Linked DNA regions of Homo sapiens: regions 1 and 2 are each linked to region 3. Evidence: chromatin loops called from intact Hi-C (ENCODE). Cell type or tissue: GM12878. All regions are shown on one strand. Links, peaks and the distances in the headings refer to the core of each region. The heading gives the core; the rest is flanking DNA. Region 1 overlaps VAV1 (vav guanine nucleotide exchange factor 1). Region 2 overlaps TRIP10 (thyroid hormone receptor interactor 10). Region 3 has its middle 25 kb from the start of ADGRE1.

The links. Peaks named below come from ENCODE experiments on the same cell type or tissue, not always from the same donor. Only the 100,000 strongest peaks of a DNase experiment are listed, where the experiment ranks them.
Region 1: a loop joins it to region 3, with 12 times the contacts of the local background. A loop is called at or near these places in 14 of 110 quality-filtered maps.
Region 2: it touches region 3 in a loop (5-fold over the local background); 34 of 110 quality-filtered maps call a loop at or near these places.

What each region holds. Positions count from the first base shown.
Region 1 is chr19:6,799,310-6,807,309 of GRCh38, reverse strand. All of the region lies in intron 1 of VAV1 (vav guanine nucleotide exchange factor 1), which reads right to left. Among named protein-coding and RNA genes, the nearest start is that of VAV1, 31 kb to the right of the region's middle. RefSeq lists enhancers at 458-752, 4,116-4,335, 5,218-5,287, 5,078-5,598. In GM12878, for the core only: a CTCF peak has its summit at 4,654; DNase peaks (open chromatin) are centred at 3,903, 4,699, 5,389 and 5,669; H3K4me3 peaks cover 3,066 bases; H3K27ac peaks cover 3,354 bases.
Region 2 is chr19:6,747,754-6,758,779 of GRCh38, reverse strand. It overlaps TRIP10 (thyroid hormone receptor interactor 10), which reads right to left. Exons shown (of 15, transcript NM_001288962.2): 12 at 8,714-8,846; 13 at 8,349-8,488; 14 at 8,147-8,268; 15 at 7,250-7,717. The coding sequence ends at 7,569. SH2D3A (SH2 domain containing 3A) reads left to right here. Exons shown (of 10, transcript NM_005490.3): 5 at 3,465-3,949; 6 at 4,049-4,164; 7 at 4,355-4,529; 8 at 4,617-4,728; 9 at 5,139-5,324; 10 at 6,027-6,620. The coding sequence ends at 6,187. It overlaps LOC124904623 (a long non-coding RNA gene), which reads left to right and starts at 10,193. Exons shown (of 2, transcript XR_007067109.1): 1 at 10,193-10,329; 2 at 10,424-10,616. RefSeq lists silencers at 4,821-5,030, 5,201-5,380. In GM12878, for the core only: a CTCF peak has its summit at 5,299 (motif pointing right); DNase peaks (open chromatin) are centred at 4,949 and 5,239; H3K4me3 peaks cover 803 bases; H3K27ac peaks cover 1,077 bases.
Region 3 is chr19:6,857,408-6,868,433 of GRCh38, reverse strand. No RefSeq gene overlaps it. Among named protein-coding and RNA genes, the nearest start is that of ADGRE1, 25 kb to the left of the region's middle. RefSeq lists a silencer at 69-269 and an enhancer at 5,291-5,430. In GM12878, for the core only: CTCF peaks have their summits at 4,677 (motif pointing right) and 5,490 (motif pointing right); DNase peaks (open chromatin) are centred at 4,743 and 5,503; H3K4me3 peaks cover 714 bases; H3K27ac peaks cover 1,014 bases.

The sequences.
Region 1 (8,000 bases), core at 1-8,000, 59 kb after region 3:
AGATGGGATCATCTAGTTGCAGGAAAACAAGCTCAGGGCTCCCACTGATTCTACATTATGGTGAGTTGTATACTTATTTCATTATATGTTACAATGTAATAATAATAGAAATAAAGGGAACAATAAATGTAACGCATTTGAATCATCCTGAAACCATCCCCCCTAACTCTGGTCCATGGAAAAATTGTCTTCCACAAAACCGGTCACTGCTACCAAAAAGGTTGGAGACTGCTGCTCTATAGGTTTAGATGATAAATTAATCTCTACCTAACTGTTACAGTAGCCAAACCTCTATCCTAATGAATACACAGCATTGATTACAACAGGTTGTACCTGTCTGAACAGATCGTGGAATCCCAGTAGACTGGGATCACCATGAGAGCAGAAACAAGTTCTTATCAACCATCACATTCCCTGCTGCTGGGACGCAGTAGACAAATCAATGAGGGATGGTGGAAAGAATGAATATATTCATTAACTAATTATGCACACATCCATACCCTTTCCTCTTTCTCTTCTAGCAACATGGGCTGAGAGGGGCTCCACCCCCAGTTCCAGTCAATTAGCATGGCCCATCCCCTTGCCTATGACTATTGGTTCAGAGATTAACACATGACCCACTTCAGACCAATGAGAGAGTGCAAATCCCGGATCTTAAGCTCCAGCTTCTGGGACAGTGATTTACTCTCCGCTGTGTTGGTCAAGAGTGAGGTTAGGCGGTCTGGAGCAACTGCAGCTACTTTGCTGCCATGAGTGGGAGATCCTAGATTTACAAAGCCAGAAAAGGAATCCATCACAGAGACATGCAGTCCTTGATGACATTGTTGGAGCTACTGAATGAAGCCATACTTAAAACCCACATACGAGTTTGCTTCTCTTCCAAAACGGCATTGAGAAAAAATTATTTTCATTAAAAAAAATTGTTGGCCGTGCATGGTGGCTCACGCCTGGAATCCCAGCACTTTGGGAGCCCATGGCGGGTGAATCACAAGGTCAGGAGTTCGAGACCAGCCAGACCAACATGGTGAAACCCCGTTTCTACTAAAAATACAAAAATTAGCTGGGCGTGGTGGAATGCACCTGTAATCCCAGCTACTCGGGAGGCTGAAGCAGGAGAATTGCTTGAACCCGGGTGGCGGAGGTTGCAGTGAGCCGAGATCGTGCCACTGTACTCCAGGCTGGGTGACAGAGTGAGACTCCATCTCAAAAAAAAGAGCTTCATTTACAAAAACAGGTGGCAGGCTGCATTTGGCCCACAGGTCATGGTTTGTTGACCTGTAATTAGGTTTTCTGTCATTTGCAAACTTCTTGGGAGCATAGCCACTGCCTTGATGGAACACCAGACCTTGTTAGACGGGAGGAAGTTGAGGGAATCAGCCCATAAACCCCTTTAGCATCCAAGACACTTCCATCAGGGCAGTCCAGAGACTCCAGGCTGATCTTCCTTCCTTCCTTCTTCCTTCCTTCCTTTCCTCCTCTCTTTTAGTTTCTTTTTTATTCATATAAATGAATAAATATTACTATATATAATATTCATATAGTGTGTGTGCATATATATATACACATATGTGTGAGCTGTATAATTATTTCATTATATATTACAATGTAATAATAATAGAAATAAAGTGAACAATAAATGTAATGTGGTTGATTCATCCTGAAACCATCCCCCCAACTCATGTGTGTGTGCGTGTATGTGTGTGTGTGTGTGTGTGTGTGTGTGTGTATCTGTAGAAATGAGGGTCTCACTATGTTGCCCAGGCTGGTCTCGAACCCCTGGGCTCAAGTGATCCTCCTGCCTCAGCCTCCTAAGGTCCTGGGATTACAGATGTGAGCCACCACAACTGGTCTATTTTCTTTGTTTTTGTTTTGTTTTGTTTTGTTTGAGATGGAGTCTTGCTCTGTGGCCCAGGCTAGAGTGCAGTATTATGATCTCAACTCGCTGCAACCTCCACCTCCCGGGTTCAAGCGATGCTCCTGCCTCAGCCTCCTGAGTAGCTGGGATCACAGGTGTGTGCCACCATACCCAGCTAATTTTTGTATTTTTAGTAGAGACGGGGTTTCACCATGTTGGCCAGGCTGGTCTCGAACTCCTGACTGTAGGTGATCCATCCGCCTCGGCCTCCCAAAGTGCTGGGATTACAGGCATGAACCGCTGCGCCCGGCCTTACCACCGCTTTTCATGGCAATTACCTGATCACCCAAAAGTTACTACCCCTTCCCTGGAAATTTCTGCATAAACTGCCCCTTACTCTACATGTAATTAAAAGGAGGTATGGGCCGGGGGGCGGTGGCTCACACCTGTAATCCCAGCACTTAGGGAGGCTGAGGCGGGTGGTTCACGCCTCAGGAAGGTCAGGCAATCGAGACCATCCTGGCTAACATGGTGAAAACTCATCTCTACTAAAAATACAAAAAATTAGCCGGGCATGGTGGCGGGCGCCTGTAGTCCCAGCTACTTGGGAGGCTGAAGCAGGAGAATGGCGTGAACGTGGGAGGCAGAGCTTGCAGTGAGCCAAGATTGCGCCACTGCACTCCAGCCTGTGCGACAGAGCAAGACTCCGTCTCAAAAAAAAAAAAAAAAGGAGGTATGGGAAGGGCACAGTGGTTCATGCCTGTAATCCCAGCACTTTGGGAGGCCAAGGCAGGCAGAACACCTGAGGTCGGAAATTTGAGACCAGCCTGGCCAACATGGCGAAACCTCATCTCTACTAAAAATACAAAAGTTAGTCAGGCGTGGTGGCACGCGCCTGTAATCCCAGCTACTCAGAAGGGTGAGGCAGGAGAATTGCTTGAACCTGGGAGGCAGAGGTTGCAATGAGCTGAGATTGCACTACTGCACTCCAGCCTGGGCGACAGAGCAAGACTCTGTCTCTAAATAAATAAATAAATAAATATAAATAGGACCGCCAAACTGCCCTGAGCTGCTACTCTCAGCCTGTGGGGTAGCCCTGCAAGAGCAGTCATGGAGCTGTAACACTGCCACGGCAATAAAGCTGTTTTCGTCTACCCTACCACTGGAATCACCCTTGAATTCTTTCCTTAGCCTGTGAGGCTTCTTGGGTGAAACCAAGAAGCCTCACAGGCTAAGCCCCACTTTGGGGCTTGCCTGCCGTGCGTCACATTCTCTGGATTTGGACACATGTATGATGATGGGTATCCACTATTATAGTGTCATAGAGAGTATTTTCACTGCCGTGGAAAGCTTCCATGCTCTGCCTATCCATACCCCCTTTCCACTAACCTCTGACAACTACTGATCTTTTTACTGCTTCTACAGTTTTGCCTTTTCTGAAACATCACATAGCTGGTATCATATAGTATGTAGCCTTTTGGGACTGGCTTCTTTCACTTAGTAATATGCATTTGGGGTTCCTGCGTGTCTCTTCATGGCTTGAGAGCTCATCTCATCTCTCTTCAGTGCTGAATAATATTCCATTGTCTGCGCTGGGAGCAGTGGCTCACACCTGTAATCTCAGCACTTTGGGAGGCCGACGTGGCTGGATCACCTGAGGTCAGGAGTTTGAGGCCAGCCTGGCCAACATGGTGAAATCCCATCTCTACTAAAAATACAAAAATTAGCCAGGTGTGGTGGCAGGTGCCAGTAAACCCAGCTACTCAGGAGGCTGAGGCAGGAGAACAGCTTGGACCTGGGAAGCAGAGGTTGCAGTGAGCCGAGACCACACCATTGCACTCTAGCCTGGACAACAAGGGCAAAAGTCCATCTCTAATAATAATAATAATATTCCATTGTCTGGATGCACCACAGCTTATTTATCCATACGAGGAAGTAGGTGGAACTTGACTCTGGAGGTGGGGCTCAGACAACGGACCAAATTGAGGACTAGCTAAAACAGGGCTGGAGCAGAAGCACCTTTCCATAAGACATGCCCACCAGTGTGCCATGGCAGTTTGCCATTGTGATGGTAACACCAGCAGCTACTACTCCTTTCCCAAGGCAATGACCCGACAACCCAGAAGTTACCACCCTTTTCCTAGAAATTTGCATAATCTGCCCTTTAATTTGCATATAATTAAAGTGGGTACAAAGATGACTGCAACCCTGATTACTCCGGGCTCACAGCCTGTGGGGTAGCCCTGCTCTGCGAGGAGCAGGACTTCTGCAACTGCCGCTATGCACTTTCACTTCAGTAAAAGCTACTGTCTAACACCTCCAGCTCGCCCTGGAATTCTTTCCTGGGCAAAACAAAGAACCGTCCCAGGCTGAGCCCCAATTTAGGGCTTGCCTTGCCCTACATCGCATTCATCTACCGAAGGACAATTTGTTGCCTCCCAGTTTCAGCAATCATGAATAAAGCCGCTACAAAGACTTGAGTGTAAGTTTTTGTGTGGACATAAATGTTCAACTCCTTTGGGTAAATAGAGGACCTCAATACCTAGTACCATGTCTGACACATAGTAGATGCTCAATAAAATCTGTCGAATGAATAAATCTCCCTTTGACAGAGGAAACAACTGAGGCTCAGAGAGGGGATACTGCCCATCCCGGACCACACAGATAGGAATGGAGAACCAGATACCAGCACTGGATCCCAAAGTCTGTGCCTCTAACCTCTGTACAACACTGCCTCTTTGAACCACACTAAGCTGCTCCTGGTGCCTCTTAGAGAGTGGCATAATGAGGGCGCTCATGGGCAGGCAGATCACCAGAGACAATAGAGCAGATGGCTGTGTCTGTGGCTCGAGGGAGGAAGTTCCCTCCTGACCTCAGGGAGATCAGCTGAACCCGGAGACAGCTTCCTTCCAGTCATGTGATGCCTCAAAGAGGGGAAAGGGGGCATGATTCATCCCCTCTCCGGGCTGCGGTGGGGCCAGCTAAAGAAAGGGGCTCCATCAGACAGCAGCAGTGACTGCAGTTAGACCACCAGAAAGGACTTCCTGGTCGCCTGAAGAGTGTGAGAAAGTGGCAAAGGACAGGAGGTCCTTTATTTTTTTTAATTTTATTATTATTATACTTTAAATTTTAGGGTACATGTGCACAACGTGCAGGTTTGTTACATATGTATACATGTGTCATGTTGGTGTGCTGCACCCATTAACTCCTCATTTAGCATTAGGTATATCTCCTAATGTTATCCCTCCCCACTTCCCCGACCCCACAACAGTCCCCTGTGTGTGATGTTCCCCTTCCTGTGCCCATGTGTTCTCATTGTTCAATTCCCACCTATAAGTGAGAACATGCGGTGTTTGGTTTTTTGTCCTTGCTATAGTTTGCTGAGAATGATGGTCCTTTAAACAAACGTAGGAGAGGCATTATGAGGACGGTTCCTCCCTGCTGGGGGCAACCCCCCTCAGTGCCCCTCTTCCTTCCTCCAGGAAGAGGCGGGCACCCACTGTGCTGGCATCGTGCCCATATGCAAATCAGCACCCAGGCGCACTGCGGTGAACCCTGAGGTTCATTCTTCCCCATTTGCCAGCCAGCCTCCCATCAACAAAACCCCTGCCCAAGATGAAGAAAGAGCCAGAAAGGTCGGCTGGCTTTCCACGCTCCTTCGGGGAAGCAGTGTGCAGGGACAGAGGCCTCTGGGGTCTGGGAGAAGGGGACCCAGAGCCAAGCACGACGGCAGCAATCAACTCCCCACCCCCACCCCAGCACCAGGGAGCCGGCCGGAAACCGGAAATGCCTGTTACCAGGGCTTGGTTGGGGAGATAGAAAAAAGGGTGGGTGGAGGGGCCCTTTGCGTTCAACCCATCAGCCCCTTCATCAGGCAACCTCAAGCTCCCGAGGGTTCCCAGAGAGGGCGGGTGTGCTGTGCACCCTTTCAAAGCTCCGAAGCAGGGGTGCAGAGTGTGCACGCCTCATCCTAGCCCTCAAACCCTTCTGTGAGGAAGCCCGTCTCTCTTCTGCCCCATCCCCTACCACCCCAGCACACACTCCACTTTTCAGCACCGGTGGGAGGGTCAGGCAGATCTGGTTCGACTCCCAGACCAGCCCGGCAAGTTGAGGGAGCTTGGATGGGATCATTTTGCTTTCCGTTGATTCAATTGACTCATCTGTACGTCGGGAATGAAAATACTTGACCCAATGTTTGCGGTAGAGCCTGGTGTGAAACCCAGCACCCCAGACCCGGTCATGCATTAATTCAGCAAGCATGTGTGGAATGCCTACTGTATGCCAAGCACCAGAACCTAATGGTGATCAAGACAAACAGAGCTCTGCCCTTACAGGGCTTATGTAATCCAGCCAGGAGACAAACACTAAGCAGTCAGCAAGGTGAATAATTGATGATGAGGGTGGTGAGAGGGTGTGCCGGGAAGCACAGAGAGCTATGGGACCTGGTTAAATGCAGGAGGCACCTGGTAAGGCTTTGGGGTGGTACAGGAGAGAATGGTGCCATGCAGGCGACAAAGAGATGGTGAGCGGCTGGGTGCGGTGGCTCACGCCTGTAATCCCAGCACTTTGGGAGGCTGAGGCGGGCGGATCACTTGAGGTCAGGGGTTCAAGACCAGCCTGGGCAACATGGTGAAACCCCGACTGCACACACACACACACACAAAAATTTGCCAGGCGTGGTGACAGGCGCCTGTAATCCCAGCTACTCTGGAGGCTGAGGCAGGAGAATCGCTTGAACCCAGGAGGCGGAGGTGGCAGTGAGCCGAGATCACGCCACTGCACAGCCTGGGCAACAGACCGAGGATGTCTCAAAAAAACAAAAAACAAAACAAAACAAAAAAAAGAAGCTGGGTGTGGTGGCTCATGCCTGTAATCCCAGCACTTTGGGACGCTGAGGTGGGTTGATCACTTGAGGTCAGGAGTTTGAGACGCGCCTGGCCAACATATAGTGAAACCTGTCTCTGCTAAAAATACAAAATTAGCTGGGTGTGGTGGAACACGCCTGTAGTCCCAGCTACTTGGAAAGCAGAGGAAGGAGAATCGCTTGAACCCAGGAGGCAGAGGTTGCAGTGAGCCGAGATCATGCCACTGCACTCCAGCCTGGGCAACAGAGCAAGACCCCATCTCAAAAAAAAAAAATGAGACAGATAGTGAAGCAAAGAAGAGAAGCATGCTGAGCAGCTGGCAGGAACATCACATGGCAGATCCACTTTGGAAAAGTTGGTACGTTTTCCTTGTTATTACTATTATTTTTTTACCTTGCAATTCCAGCACAAAGGAAGAAAAGTTGGTACATTTTCTTCTTATTAAAAAAAAAAATTAAGAAACAGAGCCTCACTATGTCGGTCAGGTTGGTCTCAAACTCCTAGGCTCCAGCAATCCTCCCGCCTCAGTTCCCCAAAGTGCTGGAATGACAGGCATGAGCCGCCGTGACTGGCCTGGTAAGTTTTCTTAAAACATTAAGCATGCACCTATCATACGATATATTCCATTACCAGGCATTTACTCAAGAGAAATGAAAGCACATGTCCATACAAAGACTTGTACAGAATGTTCATAGCAGCTTGATTCTGTTTTCTTTTCTTTCCTTTTTTTTTTTTTTTTTTTTTTGAGACAGTCTCAGTCTGTCACCCAGGCTGGAGTGCAGCCTGGCCCAATCACAGCTCACTGCAGTCTCAAATTCCTGGGCTCAAGCAATCCTCCTGCCTCAGCCTTCCAAAGAGTTAGGACTACAGGCATGTGCCACCATATCCAGCTAGCAACTTGATTCATGATAGCCAAAAGTGCCATCAGTAATTCAAACCTCAACCAAGGGGAACATCACACACTGGGGCCTGTCGGGGGCTGGGGGTTAGGAGAGGGATAGCATTCGGAGAAATACCTAATGTAGATGATGGGTTGATGGATGCAGCAAACCACCATGGCACGTGTATACCTATGTAACAAACCTGCACGTTCTGCACATGTATCCCAGAACTTAAAGTATAGGCCGGGCATGGTGGCTCACGCCTGTAATCCCAGCACTTTGGGAGGCCGAGGTGGGCAGATTATGAGGTCAGGAGTTCGAGACCAGCCTGGTCAACATGGTGAAACCCTGTCTTTACTAAAAATACAAAAAAATTAGCCAGGCGTGGTGGCGCACACC
Region 2 (11,026 bases), core at 1,288-9,287, 110 kb after region 3:
GCCGTCCCTGCATCCCAGGCCCTGCACGGAGTGCTAGGATACATCAACAAACCAGAAAGAGACAAAGATCCCTGCCCGATGGGAGCCAACAGTCCACGAGAGGACAACAAACCATGAACCACAAAAATAAGGCAATTTTGTTTGCTTCAAGATGAAAATTAAAACACAGGAAGGGAAGGCCAGGCACAGTGGCTCAGGCCTGTAATCCCAGCACTTTGGAAGGCCAAGGCGGGCGGATCACCTAAAGTCAGGAGTTCGAGACCAGCCTGGCCAACATGGCGAAACCCCGTCTCTACTAAAACTACAAAAATTAGCCGGGCGTGGTGGTACACACCTGTAATCCCAGCTACTCGGGAGACTCGGGAGGCTGAGGCACGAGAATTGCTTGAACCCGGGAGGCAGAGGTTGCCGTGAGCCAAGATTGCACCACTGCACTCCAGCCTGGACAACAGAGTGAGACTCTGTCTCAAAAAACAAACAAACAAACAAAAAACAGTAAGGGAAGGGTGAGGTGGCTCAGGTCTGTAATCCTAGCACTTTGGGAGGCCAAGGTGGGCGGATCACTTGAGGTCAGGAGTTCGAGACCAGCCTGGCCAACATGGTGAAAACCCATCTCTACTAAAAAAAAATAAAATAAAATAAAATACAAAAATTAGCCAGGTGTAGTGGCATATGCCTGTAATCCAAGCTACTTGGGACAGAGTGAGACTGTCTCAAAAAAACCGAAAAAACAAAAACAAAACAAAACAAAAAAAACAGAGTAAGGGAGATAGAGACTATAAAGATGGAGATGTATATTGCAATTTTATTTTATTTCTATTTATTTATTTATTTTTGAGATAGAGTTTTGCTCTTGTTGCCCAGGATGGAGTGCAATGGCGTGATACCGGCTCACTGCAACCTCCACCTCCTGGGTTCAAGTGATTCTCCTGCCTCAGCCTCCCGAGTAGCTGGGATTACAGGCATGTGCACCACGCCCTGCTAATTTTGTATTTTTAGTGGAGATGGGGTTTCCCCATGTTGGTCAGGCTGGTCTCGAACTCCTGACCTCAGGTGATCCACCCACCTCAACCTCCCAAAGTGCTGGGATTACAGGCGTGAGCCATTGTACCCAAGCAAGCAATTTTAAGTGGTAGTCAGGAAAGGCCCCATTGCAGAAAAAAATAAAATTGAAGGAAATGAGGGAGGGAACAGGTGGATAACTGGGGGATAAGCAGGCAGGAGGAAGAGGCAGTGCAAAGGCTCTTGGGTCAGAACAAGAATTTAAGCTGTTCATTCAACCAAAAAATGAGTGGGTAGCTGGGTGTGGTGTTGCACGCCTGTGGTCCTAGCCACTTGGGAGGTTGAAGCAGGAGGACTCCTTGAACCCAGAAAGTCAAGGCTGCAGTGAGCCGTGATCGCACCATTGCACTCCAGCCTGGGCCACAGAGTGAGACCCTGACTCAAATTTAAAAAAAAAAAAAAAAAGAAGAAGAAAAGAAAGGGCTGGGTGCAATGGCTCAATTTCTTCTTAAAAAAAAAAAAAAAAAGATACACGTGCAGAATGTGCAGGTTGAGCCTATTCAAAGGCATGGTAAATACAGTCTCCCAAAAGTCTTAGTACAGTTTTAAGTACTAATAGTCCAGAAATTACAAGCCTGTAATCCCAGCACTTTGGGAGGCCAAAGCGGGCGGATCACGAGGTCAAGAGATCAAGACCATCCTGGCCAACATGGTGAAACCCCGTGTCTACTAAAAATACAAAAATTAGCTGGGTGTGGTGGCGCCTGTGGTCCCAGCTACTCGGGAGGCTGAAGCAGGAGAATCACTTGAACCCGGGAGGCAGAGGTTGCAATAAGCCGAGATGGCGCCACTGCACTGTAGCCTGGTGACAGAGTGAGACTCCGTCAAGAAAGAAAAGAAAGGAAGGAAGGAAGGAACGAAGGGAGGGAGGGAAGGAGGGACACACGAGTGTAGCTGAAGCAGAGGGAATGAGGGGAGAGTCAGAGAGAGAGACCCTGGGGCTCAGATTGTGAGGATTTTTCAGCTACTGTGAGCACTTTGGACCTTAACTCAGAGTGAGCCAGGCACTGTTGGATGATTTCAAGTTCCTAGAAAAGAGCCTATTCAAAGGCATGGTAAATACAGTCTCCCAAAAGTCTTAGTACAGTTTTAAGTACTAATAGTCCAGGAGATCAACATGCCACCAACTTACAAAGGACGTCATTTGAAAGTTTACGATGAGGGGAGGGAACTTAGAGGAGGGGTCAGTAGGTGCAGCAAACCACCATGGCACACAGATACTGAACCTGCACATTCTGCACATGTATCTTTTTTTTTAAGAAGAAATAAAAAAGAAAAAAAAGAAAAGAAAGTTTAATAAGCTTGGTTTCTTTGACACTTATCTGAGTGTCATACCATACGCAGCTTTGTGAATTTTTTATACTTTGTCTCTCTATAGATATCTATATTAATTGTATATATTTTATATAGATATGTCTATGGAGAGATATATTATCACAAAAAAAGTAAAATATCTATCATATATAAATGTAATTATATGTAGTATATAGGGCAACATTATACATTTAATAATGTTAATTTTATTTAACATATACTTAATTTAAATATATATTATATATTTATATAATATATATCTATCTCTATAGATATGATATAGAGAGATATATCACTTAATTGTAGATAGATAGATATCTTTTTTTTTTTTTTGAGACAGGGTCTTACTCTGTCATCCAAGCTGGAGTGCAGTGGTGCAGTCATACCTCACTGCAGCCTCTGGCTCAAGTGATCCTCCCACCTCTGCCTCCCAAGTAGCTGGGACCACAGGTGCATGCCACCATGCCCAGCTAATTTTCTAACTTTTTGTAGAAACAAGATCTTGTTATGTTGCCCAGGCTGGTCTGGAATCCCTAGCCTCAAGCAATCCTCTCACCTTGGCCTCCCAAAATGCTGAGATTACAGGCGTCGGCCACCACGCTCATCCTTTTTTTAAAAAAATTTTTAATTTCGTTGGGTCACTGCTTACCATCTTTCAGTCAGAGGGGCAAAAACAAAGAATTCAAATTTAAAATGTAGTATTCAGAATTCATAGGGTCAGGCAAGGTGGCTCATGCCTGTGATCCCAGCAGTTTGGGAGGCCGAGGAGGGAGGATTGCTTGAGACTAGGAATTCCAGACCAGCCTGGGCAACACAGTGAGATCCCATCTCTATAAAATAAAATAAAATTAAAAAAAAATAATTTACAGAACTATAGAGATGCTAAAGTTTTCTAACCATGTGTAAGCATGTAGCATTTCTACCGTCGAGGTGGTTGAAATTCAAAACTGCACCCGGATAGGTTGTTATACCCCATTATTGGAATGAGTGGATGGATCAGGTGGGTGGTAGCCGATGAAGCTCTCACCCCCGCCCATTCAGCAATCTTCCCTGTGTATTCCCATTGACCCCTCTTGTATGACCTCTAGAAGCCTCCACCATGCCCATATCTGCCTTGCCCCGAACGAGCAGTGACCCGGTGTTGCTGAAGGCCCCTGCTCCCCTGGGAACTGTTGCCGACAGTCTCAGGGCCTCCGATGGGCAGCTTCAAGCCAAGGCACCAACGAAGCCCCCCCGGACACCCTCCTTCGAACTGCCTGATGCCTCTGAACGTCCCCCGACGTACTGCGAGCTGGTGCCCCGAGTGCCCAGTGTCCAGGGAACATCCCCGAGCCAAAGCTGCCCAGAGCCAGAGGCCCCATGGTGGGAGGCCGAGGAGGATGAGGAGGAAGAGAATAGATGTTTTACAAGACCACAGGCTGAGATCTCTTTCTGCCCCCATGATGCCCCCTCCTGCCTGCTGGGCCCCCAGAATCGGCCCCTGGAACCCCAAGTCCTGCATACCCTCCGTGGCCTGTTCCTGGAGCACCATCCTGGGAGCACCGCCCTTCACCTGCTATTGGTAGACTGCCAGGTGGGTCACCTCCTGGGATGCTCCTCCCCAGGCCCAGGGCAAGACCCAACCATGCCTACATAATCACGCTTCACCTGACTTCCCCATTCCCTTCTGCAGGCCACAGGCCTCCTGGGAGTGACCAGAGATCAGCGGGGCAACATGGGAGTCTCATCTGGCCTGGAGCTGCTCACTCTTCCCCATGGACACCACTTGAGGTTGGAACTGCTGGAGAGGTGAGCCAGCAGCTTGTAATCTTGGTTGGGGGAGGCCAATTCCCCCCACTTCCCAAGATCTCCAAACAGCTCCCCACTCATGGTTCCCCAGGGAAGAAGGGAGATGGGGCAATGCCACCTCCTGTCCCCCCTCACCCCTGCATTACAAACCTCCCCACTTCCCCCAGACCCTTGCCCTCCACCTCTGCAGGCATCAGACACTGGCGCTGGCCGGGGCGCTGGCGGTGCTGGGCTGCTCGGGGCCGCTGGAGGAGCGCGCAGCCGCACTGAGGGGACTGGTAGAGCTGGCGCTGGCGCTGCGGCCAGGGGCGGCGGGGGACCTGCCCGGGCTGGCTGCAGTCATGGGCGCCCTGCTCATGCCCCAGGTTCGTGGGGAGCAGGGACTGGAGGAAGCTGGAGTGCGGGTGACTGGGAAGACTGGAGAGGAGGCGTGCTCAGATCTCTTCTCCCAGGTGTCCCGGTTGGAGCACACGTGGCGCCAGCTCCGAAGGAGCCACACGGAGGCTGCGCTGGCCTTTGAGCAGGAGCTGAAGCCGCTGATGCGGGCTCTGGATGAGGGCGCTGGTAAGTGAAGGTCTGGGGCTTAGCATCCCCTGGGGGCCCAGACCAAATTTAACAGGACTCAATCTAGTCCTATGCCCAGTCCCTGCATCTGTTCTAGGCCCGGTCCCTTCACCATAGGCCCCGCCCTCCACATGAGGGTTGGTCCTGGCCCTTTCCCTAGGCCCCGCCCTCCACACGAGACTTGTTCCTAGGCCACGCCCCCACCAGCCTTGGTCCCAGCCCCTTTCCCTAGGCTACGCCCCTTCGCCATAGGCCCCGCCCTCCATACGGGGCGTGTGGTCCTGGCCCCTCTCCACAGACCCCGCTGTCGCTCAGTCCTAAGCCCCGCCCCTGCATTTGTCCTAGGTTCCACCTCTGCCCTATGCCCCATCTACAGCCCCAAACCCTGATCAGACCCTCCCCCTCCGCAGGACCCTGCGACCCCGGCGAGGTGGCGCTGCCGCACGTGGCACCCATGGTTCGCCTACTGGAGGGCGAGGAAGTCGCGGGGCCGCTGGACGAGAGCTGTGAGCGGCTGTTGCGCACCCTGCACGGGGCGCGTCACATGGTCCGGGACGCACCCAAATTCCGCAAGGTGGCAGCCCAGCGCCTGCGAGGTGAGCGTTCCCTCTGCGCTGGACTGCAGACTTCAGAGCACCCTGCAGGTTCTAACCGGATCCCCCAAACCCAGCCTGTCCCAGGAGGGGAGCCTCTCGCCACGCCTCCCGGAGCCCCACCCAAACTGGGACGGCTCCACTCCAGGAAGGTTCTCACCCCAAGCAAACGCTGCATCCAGCGGTATTGATAGGAACAGGGCCGTCCACCTCAAAACGGGCTGTCCTGCCCCCAGAGCCACCTCCGCGGGTCCCCACTCCCCCTTCCCACCTAAGACGATCCCGTCCCCCAGGGATCTCGATCCCCAAGAACGCCCTGCTCCCTCCAAAACGACTCCTCCGTCCTATCCTAGGGCAGCCCACCCGGCAAGATCCCCCCACCTTCCCCGACAACCTGGGATCCCGTCCTCGGGGCAGCCCCACGTCCAGGCACAGCCCCTAAGGCGGGACCTCCAGGATCTGGCACCTGGAACAGGCCACCCCATTGCACTGCGGTAGAGCCCCTCAGGCACCCCACCCCCATTCCTGCAGAGAGCTGGAAGCCCCCTCCCCTCTGACCCCGCCTAGTCATCCCGCAGGTGGGGCAGGTCCCTCCCGGGCCCCTGTTGGGTCAAAGTCCTCTGGGGAAAGGAAGGTGCCGGGAGGTTGGGAGGGGCGAGGCGGGCGCCTGGGCCCCGCCCCCAGCCCACCTGACCTTGCTTCCAGGATTCCGGCCTAACCCGGAGCTGAGGGAGGCCCTGACCACCGGCTTCGTGCGGAGGCTGCTCTGGGGTAGCCGGGGCGCGGGAGCTCCGCGCGCTGAACGCTTTGAGAAGTTCCAGCGCGTCCTCGGCGTCCTGTCGCAGCGCCTGGAGCCTGACCGCTGAGAGCGCAGACACCCTTCTTCACACCCGGGACCCCCAGGTTTTTGCGAACCCCAGAAGAGACCAAAGGAGTCGTCCCAGGCTCCTCGCGCCTCAGGTGGAATCCTGCCCTGTGCCTCACAGAAGAGGTGGGGACCGCAGTCAGGGTCACCTGGACCATGGTGAACATGTGACCTGCAGATCTGGCATCAGAGGCCAGAGTTCAAATGTGACTCCACCTCTTAAAAGCCGTGATTTCTAGCAGTTGACTTCACCTCTGTGTCGGCCTTTAACAAAATCATAGCCATACAGCAGCTCAGGCCTGTAATCTCAGCACTTTGGGAGGCCGAGGCGGAAGGAAGGCTTGAGGCCAGGAGTTCAAGACCAGCCAGGGCAACATGGTGAGACCTCATCTCTACAAAAACTGAAAAATAAAAAACTTTTAAAAAATGTAAAAGTTGAGGCTGTGTACTTTCTAAGAATTGTGGCCAGGAATGAGACCCCAGGTGGAGAATGCCTGGCACACAGTAGGTCTTCAATAAGTGCTACCCATTCTCAGAAGCTGCAGTGCATTCAGAAGGGATGAAACTTGGGTGTCCTGGCCAGGTGCGGTGGCTCACGCCATAATCCCAGCACTTTAGGAGGCCGAGGCAGATGGATCACTTGAGGTCAGGAGTTCAAGACCAGCCTGGCCAACATGGCAAAACCCTGTCTCTACAAAAAATACAAAAATTAGCTGGGCATGATGGTGTGTGCCTGTAATCCCAGCTACTTGGGAGGCTGAGGCAGAATTGCTTGAACTCGGGAGATGGAGTCTGCAGTGAGCTGAGATCACGTACGCCACTGCACTCCAGCCTGGGCAACTGGGTGAGACTGTCTCAAAAAGAAAAAAAAAAGAAACTTGGTATCCTTCTCCCTACCTGAGTCACAAGCAGACACCCACTGACAATGACATAGGCCAACTTCCAGAAAGGGGCAGGGTTGACCCAAGGTGTGCCCAAGATCACCTCCCCTTCCTCATTCCCTGTGTGGCCTGTAAGAAACGTGGTGTTAGATACTTCCAGTCCCAGTATTTAAATCCTCTAATAAGACACCGACTCTAGGAACTTTATATAATTTCTTTTTTTTTTTTCCCATTTTTGTATAAAACAAAATGGCCGGAGCCGAGCGGCAGAAAGAAAAGATGTAAAACATGAGTATGTACATCAATGGTGGAACGATGGTAGAAGGCACAGCGGGTCCGTCCGGTGTGACAGGTAGGACTGGGTTGGGGGTGGAGGGGGCAGCAGGTTACACAGGTCTCAGCCGAAGCCACGGGGTCAGAAATAAAGTGCATAGGTCCTGGGGCTCCCCGTGGCCCAGAAGCAGCAGCCGACAGCCCCCCTCTTCCCGTCTCTGGCAGGGTTCAATTGAGCGTGACTCGGAGGTAGGAGGTGGGCACGTAGCCCTCGCCTCCCTCTTTCCGCCTGACCCGGGTCCAGCCGTCCCCTTTGTCTTCTTCCATAAGACTGAGGTCTTCACCCTCGGCCATAGAGATAGTGCCCTCGCTGGACCCTGTGATGGGGGTGGGGGTGGGCCCAGATCTGCTTTAGGCAAAATTTATTATTTTTATTTTTTATTTTTGAGACAGAGCCTCGCTCTCGCCCAGGCTGGAGTGCAGTGGCACGGATCTTGGCTCCCTGCAACCTCTGCCTCCAGGTTCAAGGGATTCTCCTGCCTCAGCCTCCCGAGTAGCTGGGATCACAGGCGTGCGCCACCACACCTGGCTAATTTTTGTACTTTCAGTAGAGATGGGGTTTCACCGTGTTCGCCAGGCTGGTATGGAATTCTTGACCTCAAGTGATCTGCCTGCCTCAGCTTCCCAAAGTGCTGGGATTACAAGCCTGAGCCACCCGCCCAGCCCTGCTTTAGGCGAATTTAAACTGAACCTAGCCAGAGACACTGCCTCCCATACCCCGCCAAGCCCACTCTGGCCGTTCTCACCTTCAAAGTGGTAGATGGCCACACAGTGACCTATGGGGGATGTGGGTTCCTCCTCGAAATCCTCATCAAACTCCGTGTAAATGGGGGTGTCCTGGCTCTCTTCTGAGGGAGGCTCTTCAGAGCTGTTTGGGGATAATTCGGCAGATAAAGACAGGCCCTCCTGGGACCCTGGGAACAGACCCACTCTGACGTCACCCCTCACCTCTCCTTGGTGTCCTGTGATGCGCTGTTGCTGCTGCTGTCTGGCGGGGCGCTAGCGGGGGGGTCGGGAGGCCGGGCGTGCCGGCTCAGGCTGTCTCCCCGGTTGCTAAGGACTCGACTTTCAGCTTCTGCCAGCCACGCCTGGGAGGAGGGGACAGGAAAATCGTTCCAGGGCAGAGCTCCGGGGTCAGCCCACTTTGGACCCAGAGGTTCCCTGAGATCACCCACGCACAGCCAAGGCTGTGATGGAAAACAGCTGGAGACCCCCCGCTCCGAACACCTCCCCTGTCCCCGACCCCCCACCCCACCCAGCAGTGACTCAGCCAGGCCCGCTGGCTCCCGCCCCTCCCCAGGGTCTTTCCTGACCTCATACTTCTGCACTTCCAATTTCAGCCGTTCAATGTTGCTCAGGGTTTCAGCGATCTGGGGCTCCAAGCTGGCGGGGTCCCCCATCTGAGGTGTCTTCTCATAGACATCCTTCATTTTCTTTAGGGCTTCCCTATGACAAGGGAGACAGGATAGACAGGAAAACATACTTCCGTGTGAGTTTTTTTGTTGCTGTTGTTTTGTTTTGTTTGAGTCAGGGTCTCATTCTGACTCTTTCCCCAGGCTGGTGTGCAGTGGTGCAATCATGGCTCACTGCAACCTTAACCTCCCGGGCTCAAGTGATACTCCTGCCTCAGCCTCCTGAGTAACTGGGACTATAGACCCGCATCACCACACTCGCCTGATTTTTCAAAAATTTTTAGTAGAGATGGGGTCTGGCTATGTTGCCCAGGCTGAGTTCAAGGGATCCTCCTGGCTCAGCCTCCCAAAGTGCTGGGATTACAGGCATGAGCCACAGCACCGGGCTCCATGTGATTTAACAAGCAAAAAACAGGGGTTTTGCATCAAGGAGCAAATAGCAAGGCAGGACAATGGTTAAGGATGCAAATACTAGTGCCCGACTGCCTGGGTTCGAATCTCAGTTTGAATATTTCCTAGCTGTGTGAGCTTGGCTTAAATCATTGAACCCCCACTGCTGTTTGCTTATTTTGGAAATGGAGATAATGATCCTAATATCTCATGTGGGTCACTGTGAGGATTAATACAATGCCTGATACCTAGTAAGTCCTCACTATTACTCATATACATATTGAGTACCTACTGCATACAGGTCCTATTCCAAGCATCAGAAATATAACACTGGGCTGGCCGTGGTGGCTCACATCTGTAATCCCAGCATTATTTTGGGAGGCTGAGGTGGAAGGATCACTTGAGGCCAGGAGTTCAAGACCAGCCTGGGCAATGGTGTGAGACTTTGTCTCTAGTAAAAAATCAAAATAATTTTTAAAAAATAAAAAAAGAAGGGGGGGCAGGGGAAAAAATAAATAAAGATAAATATAACACTAAACAAGACAGATCTTAAGTCTGCATACAATCTCTCAGGAAACCTTGAAAATTCGAATAAATCCATGTACACTGTTTCGAATAGTGCCTAGAATGCAGTAAGTGACTAATAAATACTGTTATCATTATCATCAGTTTCTCATCCCTGTCTCCCCTATGTCTATATATACAGGTAGTCACGACTATAATGGACCTTTGGAAAAGACCAGATCTGAGCTCAACTTCCTTCCAGTTATTTTTTATCTTTTTTTGAGACACAGTCTCACTCTGTCGCCCAGGCTGGAATGCAGTGGCGCAATCTCGGCTCACAGCAACCTGTGCCTCCCGGGATCAAGTGATTCTCGTGCCTCAGCCTCTGGAGTAGCTGGGACTACAGGCACACGCCACCACGCCTGGCTAATTTTTATATTTTTAGTAGAGACAGGATTTCCATATGTTGGCCAAGCTGGTCTCAAACTCGGTCTCAAGCCATCTGCCTGCCTCGGCCTCCCAAAGTGCTTGGATTACAGGCATAAACCACTGCACCCTGCCAACTTCATTCCAGTTCTAATACCTGATCCACTTTACAGATGAAGAAACTGAGGAATTAAAAGGTAAAACAGGCTGCCCAAGTCCTGAGATGAAGCTGGAAATCAAGTCCAGTTTGTCGTGACTCTAGAACATGCACCCTTAACCCCTCCACCGTAGAAACTCAGGAACTAGAGAGTTCTGAATGGAACTTTACACCAATAAAAGCCATTCTGTCCAAGAGGTTACATGCAAATGGCAAAATATAATTTGGCTGCCTGTTTGCAAGTGGCAAACATCATTCCTATTATGTAACAGAACTGGGAAGAGGATTTTGTTGCCTGGAAAGAGTGAGTAAAGATTTTTTTTTTAATCTGCCAGATTTTTTTATTGTCAATATTTTAAGTGTTTGAGCTATTAAATAGATAACCATATGCTGCTTTTCTTTTAGCCAATTAATGTGGTGAACTAGATGGATACATTTTTTGATATTGAACTATCTTTGCATTATTGGGATAAAACCCAACCAATGGTGGATTTTTTTTTTTTTAGTTTTTAAAAAAATTTACTTGGGTTTTTCTTCTTCTTCTTCTAAGAGATGGGGTTTTACTACGTTGCCCAGGCTGGCCTTGAACTCCTAGGCTCAAGTGAGTGATCCTTCTACCCAGCCTCCCAAAGTGCTGGGCTTATAGGCATGAGCCACTGTGCTCGGCTAATGTATTATTATTATTATTATTATTATTTGAGGTAGAGACTCGCTGTGTTACCCAGGCTGGAGTGCAG
Region 3 (11,026 bases), core at 2,206-10,205:
CCCGAATGGTTTTACTTATCCTTGCATCTCACAGGGGGCAGAAGAACCAGCTAGAGGAACTGATAGTCTAGACTGTCTTTGGACATTATGAGAAGATGACCCAGAAGAATATGTGAAAGTGCAAAATGACTGAAGAAAAAAATAATAAATCATCTTATTCATCCCCAAAGATAGGGCCCCTGAGACCAGGCAGACGGGGAGCTGAATTTGAAGGAAGTGGGTCTCAAAGAATCTAGAGAAAGAAAATGGATCTCCAGGCCTAAGCCTCTGAGAAGATAGAGGGTTCTGGGAAGTGGAGGAGCTACACAAAGATACAGCCTAAATAACGGGCAATAGACTGGGCACGGTGGCTCATGCCTGTAATCCCAGCACTTTGGGAGGCTGAGGTGGGCGGATCACAGGTCAGGAGTTCAAGGCCAGCCTGGCCAATGTGGTGACAACACATCTCTACTAAAAATACAGAAATTAGCCAGGCATGGTGGTGGATGCCTGTAATCCCAGCTACTCAGGAGGCTAAGGCAGAAGAATTGCTTGAACCCAGGAGGTGGAGGTTGCAGTGAGCCAAGATCACACCACTGCACTCCAACCTGGGTGACAGAGCGATACTCTGTCAAAAAAAATAAAAAAATAAGGGACAATATATTCTGTTAGCCCACAGAATGGGCTTTTCTGGCGATAGACCTAGTTTCACTGTATTGGTCTGTTAGGAATGCCATAACTAAGTACTACAGACTGGGTGAGGGTTGGGGTTTATTATTATTATTATTTTTGCTTTTGTTTTGGGATGAGGGTCTTGCTCTGTTGCCCAGGCTGGAGTGCAATGGTACAATCATAGCTCACTGCAGCCTCAGCCTCCTGTGCTGAAGCCATCCTCTCACCTCACCATGTTGGTCAGGCTGGTCTCGAAATCCCAACCTCAGGTGATCCACCTGCCTTGGCCTCCCAAAGTGTTAGGATTACAGGCGTGAGCCACCGCGCCTGGCCTCCATCTTGCTTCTAACCTCCAAGCTGTCCTTGTTCATTCTTGGGCATAGGCGGAAGTAACCTTGGGAGGAACTTTATAGTTTAAAACAAAGACGATAACAGCCCTTTCCCAAAACAAACCTCCTTCTTGTTTGGGCACTAGACTGCCTTTGTAGGACTAACAAATTAGCCCCAAGATTAGAAATGATGGTTTAGGAGGCATGCAGCTAGAGGCTAAAAGATTCTGACCCTCCCTAAATTGCTCCTAAGATCAGGGCTTGAGATATTTTGCAAACCCTGCACTTGATGGATCAGCTGGCACCACCCAGATTGATAAACTGGCTCATGAGATCTTGTGGTCCCCCACCAGGAACTGACTCAGTGCAAGAAGACAGCTTTGACTCCCTGTGATTTCATCCATGACCGATCAGCACTCCTGGCTCGCTGGCTTCTCCCAACCCACCAAGTTGTCCTTAAAAGCTCTGCTCCCAGAAAGCTCAAGGAGACTGATTTGATTAATAAAACTCCAGTCTCCCACACAGCCGGCTCTGTGTGAATTACTCTTTCTCTACTGCAATTCCTGTCTTGAGAAATTGACTCTGTCTAGGCGGAGAGCAAGGTGAACCCACTGGGTAGTTACAAGGACACAGGGCAAACAGCTGCCCTGGGTGTGGTGTCTGGTGCCTGTAATCCAAGCTACTCAGGAGGCTGACGGAGGAGGATCGCTTGAGCCTGGTGAGGTTGAGCCTGAAGTGAACTGTGATCGTGCCACTACACTCTAGCCCAGGCAACAGAGCAAGATCCTATCTCAAAAAAAGAAAATGGTAAAAGAGGTACATTTTGCTGGGCATGGTGGCTCACGCCTGTAATCCCAGCACTTTGGGAGGCTGAGGCAGGTGGATCATGAGGTCAGGAGTTCGAGACCAGCCTGACCAACATGGTGAAACCCGTCTCTACTAAAAGTACAAAAAATTAGCCAGGCATAGTGGCACGTGCCTGTAATCTCAGCTACTCAGGAGGCTGAGGCAGGAGAATTGCTTGAACCCGGGAGGCAGAGGTTGCAGTGAGCTGAGATCCCGCCACTGCACTCCAGCCTGGGTGACAGAGTGAGATTCCATCTCAAAAAAAAAAAAAGTACATTTTATGTATGTTTGTGTTTCGTGTCATGAAATGTTTTGTTATGAATTGGAGAGTCAGAGAGAGAGTGTCGGTTTACTGGAGCAGAAAACACCTCAGGAACCAGTACCGGGGTAGAAAAACCTGAACGGTAATTGACGAATCGCTCAAGACTCAGTGTGCAGAAGTCTTAGGGCAGCCCCCGCAGTTTCATAAGTTTTACAAACTTGTCAGAGGAGTTTGAACCAGTGTGACTCCATCTTGAACAGGAGCTGGGTAACATGAGGCTGCGACCTGCTGGGCATTCCCGGGAGATCAGGCATTCTTAGTCACAGGATGAGATAGGAGGTCGACACAAGATACAGGTCATAAAGACCCTACTGATTAAACAGGCTGCGGTAGAGAAGCCAGCCCAAATCCCACCAAAACCAAGATGGCGACAAAACTGACCTGTGGTTGTCCTCATTGTTCATTCTTATTATACACTAATTATCATGTATTAGCTGCTAAAAGAAACTCCCGCAAGCGCCATGACAGTTTACAGATGCCATGGCAATGTCCGGAAGCTATCCTAGAGAGTCTAGAAAGGCGAGGAACCCTTAGTTCTGGAAAATCCTCAACCCCTTCCCAGAACACTCCTGAATAATCCACACCCCGTGTTGTAACCGAGTGAGTTGCAGAGAAATGCCACACTCTGAGATGAATTCAGGCGACCGAGAGAAGGCTAGTGCTCAAAATTCTCTCGGCCCTGAGGAAGGGGCTAGATTTCTTTCTTTCTTTCTTTCTTTCTTTCTTTCTTTCTTTTTTTGAGGCAGAGTCTCGCTCTGTCGCCCAGGCTGGGGTGCAGTGGGACGATCTCGGCTCACTGCAAGCTCCGTCTCCTGGGTTCACGCCATTCTCCTGCCTCAGCCTCCCGAGTAGCTGGGACTACAGGCGCCCGCCACCACGCCTGGCTAATTTTTTTGTACTATTTTAGTAGAGACGGGGTTTCTCCGTGTTAGCCAGGATGGTCTCGATCTCCTGACCTCGTAATCCACCCGCCTCAGCCTCCCAAAGTGCTGGGATTACAGGCATGAGCCACTGTGCCCGGCAGGAACCATTTTTAAATATGCCAAAGCATTCTGTTCTTTTTTTACTTTTCTTTTTTTTTTTTTTTTTTTGAGACAGTCTCACTGTAATGCCCAGGCTGGAGTGCAGTGGTGCGATCTCGGCTCACTGCAAGCTCCGCCTCCCGGGTTCACGCCATTCTCCTGCCTCAGCTGCCCGAATAGTTGGGACTATAGGCGCCTGCCACCATGTCCGGCTAATTTTTTATATTTTTAGTAGAGACGGGGTTTCACCGTGTTAGCCAGGATGGTCTCGATCTCCTGCCCTTGTGATCCGCCTGCCTCGGCCTCCCGGAGTGCTGGGATTACAGGCATTAGCCACCATGCCCGGCCTCAAAAACTTTTTTATTTTTAAAGTTTTAAATAAAAACTTGCTAGCATGTTACTCCACTTTATTTTTCTCCATGGAGCTAATCTCTAAGTAAACTCCAGCTGAGGCCACATCCTCGCCCAGCTCCTTCCTCTGCCCCTTCCTGCTGCCTGTGGCCAGCATGGCCAAGGCAGGAAGGGAGATGCAGATTACATAGGACCTTATGGTTATCCCCGTGCCTGAGCTCTCTGATGTTAGTTGTGCTTTTGCTGGGTGGACTGGAGGCAAGGAAAGTGAGGATACTTATGATGACTTGAAATCAGCTGTGGGCCAGGTGCGGTGGCCCACACCTGTAATCCCAGCACTGTAAGAGGCCGAGGCGGGCAAATCATCTGAGGTCGGGAGTTCAAGACCAGCCTGGCAAACAGCCAAACCCCATCTCTACTAAAAATACAAAAGTTAGCTGGGCTTGGTGGTGGGCACTTGTAATCGAGCTACTCAGGCAGCGGAGGCAGGGAGAACTGCTTGGAACCCAGGAGGTGGAGGTTGCAGTGAGCTGAGATTGTGCCACTGCATTCCAGCCTGGGCAACAGAGCAAGACTCTATCTCAAAAACAAAAAAACAAAAAACAAAAAAAAAAGAAGAAAAAAGAAATCAGATGCGGTGGGACTATTTACACCATAGGAATGGGCACATTCTATGCGAATATCCACTGTTTGAATCATCCCCACTCCGGCCAGGCATGGTTCACACCTGTAATCCCAGCACTTTGGAAAGCCAAGGCAGGTGGATAACCTGAGGTCAGGAGTTCGAGACCAGCCTGGCCAACATGGTGAAACCCCGTCTCTACTCAAAAGAAAATACAAAAATTAGCTGGGCGTGGTGTCGGGCTCTTGTAGTCCCAGCTACTCGGGAGGCTGAGGGAGGAGAATCACTTGAACCTGGGAGGTGGAGGTTGCAGTGAGCCAAGATCACACCATTGCCCTCCAGCCTGGGCGACAGAGTGAGACTCTTTCTCAAAAATAAATAAATAAATCACCCCCACACCACGGCTCCCCAAATCCTGCAGCTTAGAGCTCAAACATCCAAACCTGACTTCTGAGGCCCCCTAACAGCCTTCTCTTTGGAAACAGTCTAATCAGAGAGTTTGAGACACTGAAGCCAAATCACCGAAGGCCACCAGAGGGCACTACATAGCTTCAAATTGGTGCTGTGGGGTTACAATGGGCAAGATACGCGGAACTTGGTTCCGCGGCTCAAATGCCAGGACAATGCGGAAGTGTTGGCTGCCTAAGAACAAGTCCCGCCTTGCGTGAATGGTACCCATGAAATATGACAGCTCCCTATGTGACAATCTGCCTCGCGCCTCACTTCATTGCCTGGAATTCCACCATTAGGGAGTCATTCCTTTGGATAAAAAATGTTCCTCTGGAAAAAAAAAAAAAAAGTTCCTCTGGGCCGGGCGCGGTGGCTCACGCCTGTAATCCCAGCACTTTGGGAAGCCGACGCGGGCGAATCACCTGAGGTTAGGAGTTCGAGACCAGCCTGGCCAACATGGTGAAACCCCATCTCTACTAAAAATACAAAAATTAGCTGGGCGCTGTAATCTCAGCTACTCGGGAGGCTGAGGCAGGAAAATCGCTTGAACCTGGGAGGCGGAGGTTGCAGTGAGCCAAGATCGCGCCACTGTGCTCCAGCCTGGGAGACAAGAGCGAGACTCGGTCCCACCCCCACCCGCCCCCCCCACAAAAAATGTTTCTCTTCCAGAAAATATTAAATAGTTCAAGTTGAGACCCCTAGAAAGCACTAGAAATTAAAGACGTGGGAAGAATCCTCAGACCACAGAAAACAGCTGTAGGTGGAGACCCTTCCACCTACTTTGTATTTCTCTGCCTTCTCAACAATATGAACGTGTTTGGCTGCGGACGTTGGCTCACGCCTGCAATGCCAGCGCTCTGGGAGATTGCGCTATCGAGGTGGCGCACTACTGCTGCTGTCCATCAGGGGGCAAGCGCGGCTTTAATTTGTGGCTGTCTGCGGTGGGACTGCCTGGCGATGTGTCTGTGTGATGTTTAGGAATGTCCCTGTTTGATCTAGTGGGTGTCTGTCTGACGGCGTTTGAAGTCTATATCCGCTGATTTCATTTGTCTTTATCAGTGTTTGTAAATTCTTAGGGCTGGGGGTAGGAGTGAGTGAGTGTGTGTGTGTGTGTGTGTGTGTGTCTGTCTGTCTGTATTGGGGGCTGTCCGTTGTACATTCACCATGTTGGCCAGGCTGGTTTCGAACTCCTGAGCTCAAGTGATCCACCTGCCTCGGCCTCCCAAAGTGCTAGGATTATAGGCATGAGCCACCACGCCCGGTCTCCCAACAACTTTTCACCCACCCCACCCCCACTTTCCTCCCTCTCCAAGCAAAATGAGCCCCTTGAAGTTTCCAGAACCTACCAGGATCACTATCATTTGCCCCTCTCCCTAAAAAACTTTCCCTTCATTATTTATTATTATTATTATTGAGTCTCACTCTGTCGTCCAGGCTGGGGTGCAGTGGTGCAATCTCAGCTCACTGCAATCTCTGCCTCCCAGGTTCAAGTGATTCTCCTACCTCAGCCTCCCGAGTAGCTGGGATTACAGGCACCTGCCACCACACCGGCTAATTTTTGTATTTTTAGTAGAGATGGGGGTTTCACCATGTTGCCCAGTCTGGTCTCGAACTCCTGACCTCAAGTGATCCGCCGCCTCGGCCTCCCCAAGTGCCGGGATTACAGACATGGACCACCGTGCTAGGCTGTCCCCTCATTTATTTTCTAGGTGACTCCATCCAGCTGATTATACAGTTGCCACCTTAGATGTTTCCTCCTCCAGGAAGCCCTCCCTGACCATCCTCCCCTACTCAAGCCTGGGTTAGATCTGTATTTGCTCCCACAGCCACCTGTGTTCCTTATGAAATTCATCAACTCTGTGTTATAATTGCCTGGTTGATTGTTAAGTCCCCTACTGGATTATACGTGCTTTTCAGGCAGGTCTGCGCCTGAGTCATTCACACAGCCTGGGGCTGAAGGTGAGGGCCACCCAGGAACTCCAAGAACAAGTCCATGACCTCAACCTCACCAACACCCTGAACTAGACAGCCCAGGTAGCCACCTTAGGCCATAGGTAGGTTCATGGTGTGACTCTGGGGGAGTCACGGGAGGGGCAGAAACCCCCCGTCCTAGTTCCTGATCCCTTGTGACTGCATTGCTTCCTCCAACACCCATTTCTAGATTCATGGTTCCTCAAACATGAAAAACACTTCACTCCAGGCTTCAGAGGCTATATCCTGCACCTGGCCAGGTGTGTGCAGGTACCATCTAGGCGTTGGCTTACCTGGGGTTGCAGAGAGAGCTAGGATATACCAAGATCCCCACCCGGCACTAGAGTGACGGTTAAGAGCGTGGTTCTGTGCTTAGGTGCATACCGACTCTCTGCCTGTGGCGAGCTGATTTTATCTTTCTCTGGTTCAGAGAGGCGAAGTCTTTCCCAAAACTTTATAGCTAATTTCACAGGGGCACAGAGGACCTTAGAATCTCTTGGAGCCCTGACCACTATGCTCTATTTCATATAAAAATAAAAACTGGCCAGGCCCAGTGGCTCACGTCTGTAATCCCAGCACTTTGGGAGGCCGAGGCGGGCGGATCACAAGGCGAGGAGATCAAGACCATCCTGACTAACACGATGAAACCCCATCTCTACTAAAAATGCAAAAAATTAGCCGGGCGTGGTGGCGGGCACCTGTAGTCCCAGCTACTCGAGAGGCTGAGGCAGGAGAATGGCGTGAACCCGGGAGGCGGAGCTTGCAGTGAGCCGAGATCGCGCCACTGCCCTCCAGCCTGGGCGACAGAGCAAGGCTCCGTCTCAAAAACAAAAAAAACAACAACAACAAAAAGAAACCCGGCCGGTTGCAGTTGGCTCACGCCTGTAATCCCAGCACTCTGGGAGGCTGAGGTGGGCAGATCACGAGGTCAGAAGATCGAGACCATCCTGGCCAACATGGCGAAACCCCTGTGTCTCTACTAAAAATACAACTGTTAGCTGGGTGTGGCGGCGTGTGTCTGTAATCCCAGCTACTCGGGAGGCTGAGGCAGGAGAATCGCTTGAACTTGGGAGGTGGAGGTTGCAGTGAGCCAAGATTGCACCACTGCACTGCAGCCTGGCGACAGAGCTAGACTCCATCTCAAAAATAAATTAATAAATAATAAAATAAGATAAAATACCACGAAGCTGGCTGTGAGATTAATCTAGATACTGTGTAGGAAGTGCTTACTTTCATGGCGCCAGACAACACTGAATACTTGACACGGGAGGTGCCTCTGTTAGTAGTATGGTAGGGTAATATATTTGGAAGTATGAACTACTTTTTCCCAAATTAATTTATAGCCCATGATCCTTCCCCAGCCCTGTCAGCTTAGGCCAGCCCATCTTTTTGCCTCCTAAGGGTTATGCTAGCAGCCTGCAGATTTACCCAAAAAGCAACTCCCTGGCTTTTGTTGGTCAGTTGGTTACTTGGTTGTTTCTTTGCTTTGTTTTGTTTTTTGTTCTTTGTTTTTGTTTTTGTTTGAGATGGAGTTTTGCTCTGTCACCCAGGCTGGAGTGCAGCGGTGCAGTCTCATCTCACTGCAACGTCCCCCTCCCAGGTTCAAGTGATTCTCTTATCTCAGCCTCCCAAGTAGCTGGGATTACAGGTACCTGCCACCACGCCCGGCTAATTTTTGTATTTTTAGTAGAGATGAGATTTCACCATGTTGGCCAGGCTGGTCTCAAACTCCTGACCTCAAGTGATCTGCCCGCCTCGGCCTCCCAAAGTGCTGGGATTATAGGCGTGAGCCACTGTGACTGGCCTGGTTGGTTTTTAGAGATGAGGTCTCACTCTGTTGCCTAGGCTGGAGTGCAGTGGTGCAATCATAGTTCACCACAGCCTCCACCTCCTGGGCTCAAGCAATCCTCCCACCTCAGCCTCCTGAGTAGCTGGGACTACAGTTGTGTGCCACCATGCAGAGCTAATTTTTTTATTTTTTTTATTTTTTTATTTATTTTTTTTTTTTGTAGAGAGGAAGATCTTACTATTTTGTGCAGGCTGGTCTCGAGCTCCTGGCCTGAAGCAATCCTCTGCCCTCAGCCTCCCTGGCTTTTGAACTTCAAAATCTTCCTTGGAGATCCTGAATCTTAGTTTATGAGCATTAAAAGTCTAAGGGCTGGGCGCAGTGGCTCACGCCTATAATCCCAGCACTTTGGGAGGCCGAGGCTGGTCGATCACAAGGTCAGAAGATCGAGACCATCTTGGCCAACATGGGGAAACCCCGTTTCTACTAAAACTACAAAAATGAGCCGGGTGTGGTGGCGGGTGCCTGTAATCCCAGCTACTTGGGAGGCTGAGGTAGGAGAATCACTTGAACCCAGGAGGCGGAGGTTTCAGTGAGCCGAGATTGCGCCACTGTACTCCAGCCTGGGTGACAGAGCAAGACACCATCTCAAAAAAAAAAAAAAAAAAAATGCCAGGCGTGGTGGCTCATACCTGTAATCCCAGCACTTTGGGAGGCCGAGGCGGGTGCATCACGAGGTCAGGAGATCGAGACCATCCTGGCTAACAAGGCAAAACCCCGTCTCTACTAAAAATACAAAAAATTAGCCGGGTGTGGTGGCAGGCGCCTGTAGTCCCAGCTACTCGGGAGGCTGAAGCAGGAGAATGGCGTGAACCCAGGAGGCAGAGCTTGCAGTGAGCTGAGACCGCACCACTGCACTCCAGCCTGGGTGACAGAGCAAGACACCGTCTCAAAAAAAAAAGAAAAAAAAAAAGCTTAAGAAAATAAATTTCATGTAATGTATATTTTACTGCAATTTTAATAATTAATAAAGACTATTAAATAAAAAATGGCCAGGTGAGGTGGCTCACGCCTGTAATCCCAGCACTTTGGGAGGCCGAGGCGGGTGGATCACCTGAGGTCAGGAGTTCCAGACCAGCCTGGCCAACATGGTGAAACCCTGTCTCTTCTAAAAATACAAAAAATTAGCTGGGCATGGTGGCGCGTGCCTGTAGTCCCAGCTACTCGGGAGACTAAGGCAGGAAAATCACTTGAACCTGGGGGGCGGAGGTTGCAGTAAGCCAAGATTGCACCACTGCACTCTAGCCCAGGCAACAGAGCAAGACTCTGTCTCAAAAAGAAAAACAAATGAGGCCAGGTGCAGTGGCTCACACCTGTAATCCCAGCACTTTGGGAGGCCAAGGTGAGAGGACTGCTTGAGCCCATGAGATCAAGACCAGCCTGACCAACATAGCAACACCCCCTCCCTACAAAAAATAAAATATTAGCCGGGTGTGGTGGTGCTTGCTTTTAGTCCCAGCTACTTGGGAGGCTGACGTGGGAGGATCGCTTGACACCAGGAGGTGGAGGCTGCAGTGAGCTATGATCGTGCCACTGTGCCCCCGGCTGGGCAACAGAGTAAGACTCTGTCCCTGAAAAAATAAAATAAAATAATTTAAAAAGAAAGAAAAACGAATGAGCGGTACATTTTTGTGATCTTGAATCTTTGAGTATAAAATTCTTTCCTGAGTATAAAAATCTTTGAGTACTAAAAAAAAAAAAGAAAAGAAATTCTCACTTTTATTTATTTATTTCTTTATTTATTTTTATTTTTTGAGACAGAGTTCTTGCTCTGTCACCCAGGCTGGAGTACAGCGTCATGATCTCGGCTGACAGTAACCTCTGCCTCCTGGGTTCAAGCGATTCTCCTGCCTCAGCCTCCCAAGCAGCTGGGATTACTGGCACCTGCCACCACGCCCGGCTAGTTTTTGTATTTTTAGTAGAGACGGGGTTTCACCATGTTGGCCAGGCTGGTCTTGAACTCCTGACCTCGGGTGATCCACCCGCTTCAATCTCCTGAAGTGTTGGGATTACAAGCGTGAGCTACTGCACCCAGCAAATTCCTGCTTTATTTTATTTTATTTATTTATTTATTTTTGAGACGGAATCTCGCTCTGTTGCCCAGGCTGGAGTGCAGTGGTGCGATCTTGGCTCACTGCAACCTCCGCCTCCCAGGTTCAAGGGATTCTTCTGCCTCAGCCTCCTGAGTAGTTGGGATTATAGGCACTGGCTAGTTTTTGTATTTTTAGTAGAGACGGGGTTTTGCCATGTTGGCCAGGCTGGTCTTGAACTCCTGACCTCAGGTAATCTGCCCACCTCAGCCTCCCAAAGTGCTGGGATTACAGGCATGAGCCACCATGCCCAGCCCAAAAGAGGGAATTTCATATCCCAGATTCAAGTTGTATTGTATTAATAGATGACAGAGAACAGCAATCAAGTTAGGAGACAGAAATTGGTGAGAGGGCTTTGTCTGTGGATTGGTGAGGGGCTTTGTCTGTGATTGGTGAGGGGGCTTTGTCTGTGGATTGTTGAGGGGGCTTTGTCTGTGGATTGTTGAGGGGGCTTTGTCTGTGGTTGGTAAGGGGGCTTTGTCTGTGGATTGGTGAGGGGGCTTTGTCAGTGTGGCACACTCTCTCC